Regions from separate parts of the Homo sapiens genome. Here region 2 is linked to region 1. A link is a contact called in ENCODE Hi-C or POLR2A ChIA-PET data. All regions are on one chromosome and are shown on one strand. Each heading gives the region's core, a stretch centred on a gene start or an enhancer-like site at or near the end of the contact. The rest is flanking DNA. Distances are from core to core; before and after follow the strand shown.

Evidence for each region. A loop is a pair of places that touch in the nucleus more often than their neighbours do. ChIA-PET counts read pairs that join two places held with the same protein, here RNA polymerase II (POLR2A). Pooled maps may share reads with other maps.
Region 2: a map of heart left ventricle shows a loop between it and region 1 (5-fold over the local background). The contact joins the promoter of PGR here to the enhancer-like site in region 1. A Hi-C loop is called at or near these places in 20 of 168 maps with a recorded cell type or tissue (K562, Right ventricle myocardium inferior, Right ventricle myocardium superior and 8 more) and 13 of 50 pooled maps. POLR2A ChIA-PET finds 5 or more read pairs at or near these places in 1 of 52 experiments (IMR-90).

What each region holds. Positions count from the first base shown.
Region 1 is chr11:101,032,851-101,037,487 of GRCh38, forward strand. PGR (progesterone receptor) reads right to left here. Exons shown (of 8, transcript NM_000926.4): 8 at 1-4,637. Among named protein-coding and RNA genes, the nearest start is that of PGR, 95 kb to the right of the region's middle. Within about 2 kb of position 1,426, at least 8 of the 41 ENCODE cell types and tissues checked have a DNase peak (open chromatin) inside an H3K27ac peak, as active enhancers do; they include heart left ventricle, heart right ventricle and ovary, where a contact is called at or near this core.
Region 2 is chr11:101,128,563-101,133,143 of GRCh38, forward strand. It overlaps PGR (progesterone receptor), which reads right to left and starts at 1,251. Exons shown (of 8, transcript NM_000926.4): 1 at 1-1,251. The coding sequence starts at 508. It also overlaps PGR-AS1.

The sequences.
Region 1 (4,637 bases), core at 176-2,675:
CAATCTAGCAGAGTGACTGGCATACAGCACAGTAAAGGCTTCACAGCTAGTTGCTGAGGAATAAAATGATGCCTAAAGTAAGACTTTTCAACAAAAAATAATTAATTTAATGTTTTAGAGAGCCCTCCATGTAACTTTTGTAAATCATATTTAATCCTCTCAAAATACAAAGAACTTTGATATTTTCTTCTGTTTCTTTCAAATTTCAGTAAAAAGGCTTTAACTTAAACCCTTTGTGCTGATTTTTCTTATAAACATGCACAACTCAGAAAAGTTAAAATACACAGAATACTAAGATCAAAAGGAGATACTTTACTGGCTAAAGTGAAGAATTCTAAAGTCTGCCATGTGAAAATCTCTTCCTATCCCTAATCATAGCAAATTCAGGGCTTACTAGTTTAGGCAAATTCTGGAAAGTATTTCTACCTTATGGAGAACAAGCAGAGCCACATCTCTGTTTCAACAAGAATATGGTATGTTTGTATTAACTCTCCACATACCTTTTTTGGTTATTCTCATGAATTTTAAAGCCCTTAGAAAAAGATAACTTAATTGTATGTAATATATTATGACCCCAAAGCTCTGGATCTTAACCTAGTTTAGGAAAGCTATGATAGAAGTCCATTGACTAACTATTATTTAAAAAGCAATGACATTTTATACTATCAAGTTAAGGCTGCACAAAATATATCAAATCTGTGTGGATATAATTGTTATTCATGCTGCTCAGCAGCTTTCATTGATATGTCTTTGAATAACAAAACATTAAGAAAACACAATAACTATTTCTTAATAGAAGTACAGTTTGGTGGATAGATACTTCAAGGTATAGACTTTTCTGGGGGAGGAGAAAATAAAAGGTATTTTTAGTGGCAAAAAGCTTGAAACCACTGCTGTCTAAAATAATTCATAACAGTAAAAATGCAGATTAGTAAACGTCATAGACAAAGAGATCAGAAACTTAACATATAACTGACAAGACAAAAACATTTAACTGGGCTTCATTTAGAATAATTTATATCTGATAAATTGAATACATCAGGATTTGATGTATTAAGAGCAATTTCAAAAGATAATAAAAATAAGCTATAGCATATGTCCTGAAAACTATTTACAATACCATTTAAATATTTTATTCATATCTATCCGAATATTGACCAGGACACTAATGCCACACTGCAGAGTTAATAATCTGTGCATTTTCTTTACCGTAATGGACAGAGTATGCTTTCTTAGCTGCCTGATTCACATTTCTCTAAAAATGCTTTATCGGTTAAAGCTTTCAACCAGCTTAAAAATAATGCCTCTCCCATGTCTCCATGAGTGGAAAAAAAGCAAACAAACCTGTGTTTAACAATAAGGTCAGCATGACATACAGCAACAAGAGCCAGTAAATCGAAAATGAGGCTGACATTCTGGGACTAGGCCAGCAGTCCTGCAACAGTCTTCCAGACTCCACAGCTGCATAAGGCTGCGGACAAGCTTGGGCGCAGCCCCTGTGCCTGTGACCTGAGCTCTGCCTTGGAATGAGGTCAACTCCAAGGAGGAGAACAAACCCCTTGGTGTTTTTCTTTGCTTTGGTTATAGGATATTCAGAGAAGGTATGTATTGAATAATTTCTGCCATGAACAGCTGCTGTGTTTAACTTACTACCAACACCCCCAAATTCTTAAATTTTCTCCAGTGACAGGGTGGACAAATTATTGAAGAAAACTGTTCTTTCCTGCTTCTTTTCAGCTTTTAAGGCCACATTGATTCTAGGCCGAACTTTAGAAGTGTAGGTTCTATTAGCTCCAGCTAACTGATGGTCTGTAAGGCCTTCTTTCCTAAGTTTATTAATAAATAGGGATGTGATCCAACCTGAACTCAATAATCTAGGCCCAGTTCAGCTTGGATTCATCTTATGGATGTTGACTAATCTGGCTTGGATTATATTTTATAATATGGGTGAAGAGTCAGTTGTTTTACTGCTTTTTGTTCAATTTTGTATTTAGTAAGGACCATAGAGTGTGGAATAATGGTACATTAAATAGTCCACAGATGCTAGGGAGAAACAGAGATTGTTGTTTTCACTCAGCCATGAATAAGAAAAAAAGAAACCACAAAACCTAGGTGATGTTCTTTTCATTAAAATGATTTCATGACTTAGTGAAGTAAGGATAAGCAATTTAGGACTTGGTGAACTTTTGCTAGACTATCTGGCTATGTATTTTCTGTAAAATTTTAAGAGATGTAGAAATTTCCCACATCCAATGGCTATTGAACAGGCATACTTTGGGAAAAACAAACTTATGCCATTACTTGTCTCCTTGTCCACTTCACTTTATCAGTGGGGACCACAGTTGTTGAGCTATTGAATACAAAAATAGAGTATCTTTAAATTTGAAAAAAAATGTATGTTTTGGCAAGTTTTGAATGCTTCTTATGCACATGGCTCTGGAGTTGTAAAAGTTTTTAAAATGATTCATATTCTATCCTGACTTCTGATGTGTGAAGGATAAGTATGGATGAGAGAAACTGCTCAGGTATTCACAGCAAAAACTAAAAATGTAATAGCCATCCTTCCAAAGCAATAAAAGACAGATTAAAGCAGACATAGATTTCTTGTGGGCATTTTATATCATAACCTTCTTAGGGATAGGGATGTTTTTTGGGTTGATGACTTCATTGTAATTTCTAAACCCATTGTTCCCTTTTGTGGAATTGCTGCCATAGTAAAAATAATTTGAGCATGGGTTTTTGGAGGGGCTGTGTTCTAGTCAGGCTCTCTGTTCTAAAAAGACACTTAAAAATGTTAAAATCAGTGTCATTATTTTAAAATGTCTACAATGGAAGAGTGATAGGCTCTTTAGAACTTTGATAAAACAGGCCCTAAACTCAAAACACTGTATTTTTTCAGCAGAAGAAATTACTTGAATACTTCCAGCCCTAATTTCAAATGAATTCAACCAAATATATCATAGCACATGGTGACATAAATAAAACAGTGAGACTTTCTAGAATCCTGCTTTCACTGTAGAATATAGCTGGTGAGTTTGATAAAATTATAGCCAGAACTATGGCTTAATGAAAACAAAATAGTAGCAATTACTATTTCTGAAGGCCTGTATACGTTTTTTTTGGTTTCCATTTCTATTCATTACAAAGCACTTGGGAAAGGCAGGTTTAATCAGAGCAGTTAAATGACTTGCTTAATCTCATCCAGCTAGTAAGTGGCAGAGAAGGGGGGCACAGTCCTATGTCAGTTATCTCCACAGTGCCCATCATCAAACACATGACTATCTGTGGATAATTTAAGTTACAGGTTGACATTCCATGGCTACTTACAAGGCATAGTTTTGGCAAAAAAAATATTGTTCATCATATTTCCATATCATCTGTATAGCAATAAATTATCTTAATGTTAAATGGGAAAAAATAGCATAGCATTGCCTTATTAAAAAGTGCCACATCTTTAAACATTAAACACACACACAATTGTCACATAACTACTGATAATGGAGGTATAATGCTTTAGACTCAAATGGCTTTTCAAACCTTTTTACAGAAAATATTTTCATTAACTCAAGAATCTATTTCAGTAACCTTCAAGTATTTCCTGATATGTAACCTGTCTTCTTATGATTTAGTGTCATTTTAGAGCTACCAGAAAGAACACGACATGTAAAATGAAGATAATGGTTATGATGACTAAATAGTAATGGAGACATTAGTAGATAGGACTTTGTAGAGAAAAAGATTTAGAAATTAGGTATTTTCCATTTGGTGAAGCCATATTCTTTTTAAAAAGGTACTTTATTTTTAAAGCTTAGCCTTAAATATTAAATCCTAGTGTTTAGACATCTACATTGCAGACAGAGATCAACATCGAAGATATCAAACATTTTAACAAAAGCCAAACCTGTGGCCACCACATTCTATTCCCTCATAGTTGAGTGAAATTAGAAAATTTTAAAGTTATTATGGAAATTAAATATATGCTGGTGGAAATGATTTATATCATCAAAATATTGGTTTAATTCAAAGTAACAAGAATCAGATAATAAAATGATCACAACATCAACTGTTCCCTGAGTCCATCACTTAAGCATAAAGGGCTAATAATATTGTTTTTGTTTCTTGGGGTTTTTTTTGGATAGACCTACATTCATTTTCTTGTGTCACACAGTTCATTCTGAGAGGTGTCACTCTCACAGAGGTAGATTTCCTGTAACTATTATATTTGGGAGATGTTAAAAATACTTTTTTCTTGGGATGACATTTGTGGGGAAAATATATTGAAAGCCTTTTCAATAAGATTTAATGCAAATGAATTACTGACACATAAAGGTGTTATTTAATATTTAAAGTTAGTACCTTTGTGCTGCATGGGTATCAGTAAAATTATATGTAAATGTTTTGCACCTACCTAGTATACGTTGAGTGTACAAATATTAAAATGCCTATTTATCAGGCACTGTAATTTATACCTACTACTGGACTGTAACTTTCCTGAGTTATATGTCTTTCTTCAGCTCCAAATTCTCATAAGGCTTATTAGCACATTTTTCTTGTGCTAATACCAGGTATTCAATCAATATTTGTTGAATGAAATTAGAAATGAAGAAAGTTTTTATGCTGAGGTTTACAGTACAAAA
Region 2 (4,581 bases), core at 1-2,500, 96 kb after region 1:
ACCCGGACCGGCTCATGAGCGGGGACAACACCCGCTGGGTGGCGGGGGCAGCCGGTGGATCTTCGGGAAGTTCGGGGCCAAACAGGCACCAAGAGCTGGTGACCTCGCAGGCGGGAGGGCTGGGTTGGCTCTGCCCGGGACCTGAGGGCGCCAACAGAGTGTCCAAGACACTGTCCAGCAGTCCGCTGTCCTTTTCTGGGGGACTAGAACTGCTGCCTCCAGCACCCCTTGTAGCTTCAGCTCTGGAATATGCGCCCTCCACGTCCGACAGCGACTGCTGGTCCTGCGTCTTTTCGTCGGAGGGGTCCTGTCCCTGGCAGGGCCGAGGGAAGAGTAGCCCGTCCAGGGAGATAGGTATGGCCGAAACTTCAGGCAAGGTGTCCGAGGTCTGGCTCCCCGGGAACGGACCTGCGGCTGGGCGACACAGCAGTGGGGATCCGACCTCGGGGGAGGGCGGGCCGCCCGCCACGTGGGGAGCCCGGGGACCCTTTGCCTTCAGCTCAGTCATGACGACTGGACTCCCCTTTTCTCCTCCCCCGTCTCCAGGAGGAGGGAAAAGGGAAGGAGGAGGGGGTTTCGGGAATATAGGGGCAGAGGGAGGAGAAAGTGGGTGTTGAATGTGGCTGGACCGGAGGGATCTCCACCTCCTGGGTCGGGGGCGGGGGAGGGCGGCGCTGGTCAGCTCCTGCCCTTGGCCTCCATCCTGTCGTCAGGGGAACTGTGGCTGTCGTTTGTCCCAGCGAGCGGCAAGTGGGGAGCGCAAGAAAAAGTAGTAATTGTTAGGAGATCTCGTCTCCTAACTCGGGGAGTTCTCCAAGAGAGTTCTCCAACTTCTGTCCGAGGACTGGAGACGCAGAGTACTCACAAGTCCGGCACTTGAGTGGCTGCGGCTGCGACGGCAATTTAGTGACACGCGGCTCCTTTATCTCCCGACTTTTTCTCTGGCATCAAACTCGTGCATGCTGTGAAGCTCTCAGTCCCTCGCTGAGTTCCACTGCCCCCTCACTAAAACCCTGGGGCTAGTCGGACCTCTCGGTACAGCCCATTCCCAGGAAGGGTCGGACTTCTGCTGGCTCCGTACTGCGGGCGACAGTCATCTCCGAAGATCTCAGATCCCAGTAGTGCGGGAGCACTAGCCGCCTCGGGTTGTAGATTTCACTCAAATGACAAGTGAAGCTAGTTCTCATTGAGAATGCCACCCACACGCACAAATACAACAAGGCTTACCCCGATTAGTGACAGCTGTGGACTGGCCAGACAGCTTTCTAACAACGCCTCCTCCTCTAGGGAGGCCCCGCCCAAAGCCCCTCCCTACCCCAATTACCGGTAGGATCTGAAACTCTGGAGTTGGCATTTCCACCCGTTATTCTGAATGCTACTCTCAATAGCAGGTTCTTTGGGATGGAACCTCATAAGCATATTACGTTTTGTTTTGCAAATTAAGAATTATGCCCTATCTAATTGGAAAAATGAATAGATTCTATCAGAAGTAGAATTTTTGTCACCATTTTAAGATTTCAGTTTTGTAAAGATTTAACACAGAGGAAGACATTTGGCTACATTATCTTTTAAAATAATAAATGTATCAAGGACGATACTAAATAAGAGATTCTCTCCCTTATGAGTTCCATAAAAGTGAATGCTTTCAAGTTTCTCCTGCTGCGACCAACATGTCCTGCTCCTCTTGAGTATCCTCAGCGTGACAAAGAAATTTGGGAGTGGGAGATGGTAACACCTCTGTATCTATGATGGAAGTTTGGATGTTGTGTGCCACACTTCGATTTGTCTTAAGGAATGTGTTCCAATTTTTAGTAAATAGCACTTTAAGGAAAGTTTCCTTTAGCTCCAGCTTATACAGTGTGCTACATCATAACATCCTCAGTAGAGATGTTGAACAGTACTTTTTACCCTAAATATTCTTAGTCTGAAAAGTAATTATCTTTGAGCTTATAAAATGGATCCCCGCTAAATTCATGAAGTCAGTAGAAAAAGGGAAGAATATTGCAATATATATTTTAGATACACAGTCATAAACTGTATTTGACCCAAGACCATTGGGTATTTTAACATCATCTTAAATATACCTTGTTCAAAACAGAGTGAATGATTTGCAAATTTTCTTGTAGGACCTCAAGGTCTAGCTGTGCTAATGACTCATAGTTTATCTCAACCATGTATAAAGAATGCAGAAGACTCCAGAAGGTGGGGGAGCCACTAGAGGTAAGGAGCCTGGACCCCTCGATCATCTGGGGAGGGGCTATATGAGTGAGAAACAAACCTTTATCATGTTAGGTTACTAGGATTTGGAGTTGGTTGTTCTAGTAAATAGTTTACTCTGATTAATTTTAGATATGTGGAAGTTAGGCAGATAGAGGAAAGGTAAAGAGAATTCTGGGAAGCAGGTATAGAATGTTCACCGGGCATCAAATGGCAGGATATAATATGGCAACTGCAAGGGGACCATTATGAATAGAACAGGAGCAAGTGTGGGCACAGAAGTATATGAGACTAGAGAAGTAAACTAATTTATTAATATCATTATTGTTGTTTTCAGGCTTTCTCTTTCCAGCCTATCTTAAAACAGTTACCATGCTTTATTGAGGTGTAATTCCAGTATCATACAGCTCACTCAAAGTATCAGTTCATTGATTTTTCATGTACTCAGAGTTGTGCAACCATCAGCACTATTAATTTTGTAACATGAGTATGACTCTAAAATCTCAATACCCACTAGCAGTTATTCCACATTTCCGCCTAAATCTCCCAGCAGCCACTAATATGCTTTTTGTACCTGTGATTTGGCTATTTTGGATCAAGGTTCATCCATGTTCCACATGAATCAGTACTTCACTCCTTCACTCCTTTTTATTGACAAATAATATTTCATTGTATGGATAAACCACATTTTATTTATCCATCTCTATCAGTTGTTGGACATTTGGGTTGTTTACACCTTTTGGCTACCATGAAAAATCCTGCTAATGAACATTCATGTACAAGTTTTTGTGCAGCGTATATTTTCCTTTCTCCTGGATATATGCATAGGAGTGGAATTGCTGGTTCATATGGCAACTCTAGGTGTGGTCTTTGGAGTAACTGCCAGACTATGGTTCAAATGATTGTACTTCTTACATTTCCACCAGCAGTGAATAAGGGTCCTAGTTTCTTCACATCTTTGACAACATTTTTTATCTGTCTTTTTTGTTATAGCCCCCCAAGTGTGTGAAGTGGTATCTCACTGATTTATTTATATTTTCCTGATGGCTAATGCCACACAGTGTATAGAATTTGTAAAATCAGGACAGCATTGCCAGGTAGTCTTGTAAGCCTTTTACCTGTGTTAACTGTAATCCTTCAACAGTCTCACAAAATAGGTACTGTTATCCCAATTTCATAGTTGGGAAAACTGAGGCACAAGGTTACCCAGTATTATAAAGTTAAGTACTGTAACCCAAACCCAAGACATCAAATGACAGCCTTCTTAGGAGTGTGATTTTAAATGTCAGATGCCATATAATTTGATTTTCCGGTCGCTGCTGTAAAATTGGCACTTGGCCTCATTTTAAATCTGACAAACTATATTTGGCTTGATTTTGGTTGGTTATAATAATTCCCTTGTCAGAATGTCTGGGGAGGTTGTTTCCAAAAGATTGAAAATCTTGAAGTGGGAAAACAACAATAAAGATGTCCAGCATGTCCTAAATCACCATTATTCCATAAATTTTGATGCTGGGTGATTAGCATTTTTGGCACAGGAACTTCCCAAATGTATGAATCTTTGAATGAACAAAATTCACTGATTAAATTCAGGTGTGATGGGGCTAACTTCAAATATTCCTGAAGACTGTTTTTGGAGAAGAGGATTTAAATGTGGAAGTATTTTTTCTATAGTTTGGGGAAAAAAACCACTTTATCAAGATATAGTTGTCATATAATAAGCTGCATATATTTAAATTGTATAATTTGTTGTTAGACCTGTGAAACTAAAATGATAAACATACCCTTTGCCTCCAAAAGTTTCCTCATGCCATTTTTTAAATCCCTTCATACTGTTCTGTCCCATCCCCTTCCCCTAGTACTAATCACCACTTTCTGGCAAGCCACTAATCTGCTTTCTGTCACCAAATATTAGGTTTTTAAAAATATTTATATCTGATTTATTAAACATTAAATTATACATTTGCATATGCCTTTTAGGTCTGTTTGCTTTAGATGTTTTATTAATAGATTTTACTTTTGGGAAACGATTTTGGATTTACAGAAAAATTGAGCAGATAATATAGAGAATGCTCATATATCATTTGTACAATTTTCTCTGTTAGCATTTTAAATTAATAGGGTACATTTGTTACAATTAATGAACTAATACTGATAAATTGTTATTAACTAATATTCATAGTTTATTTAGATTTTCTTCATTTTCACTTAATGTCCTTTTTCCTTTCCAGGATTCCATCCAGGACACCACATTTAATTGTTATGATGTCTTGTGCTCCTCTTGGCTGTGAGAGTTTCTCAGATTTTCCTTGTATTTGATGACCTTGACAGTCCTTAGGAGTACTGGTGAGGTATATTGCAAGA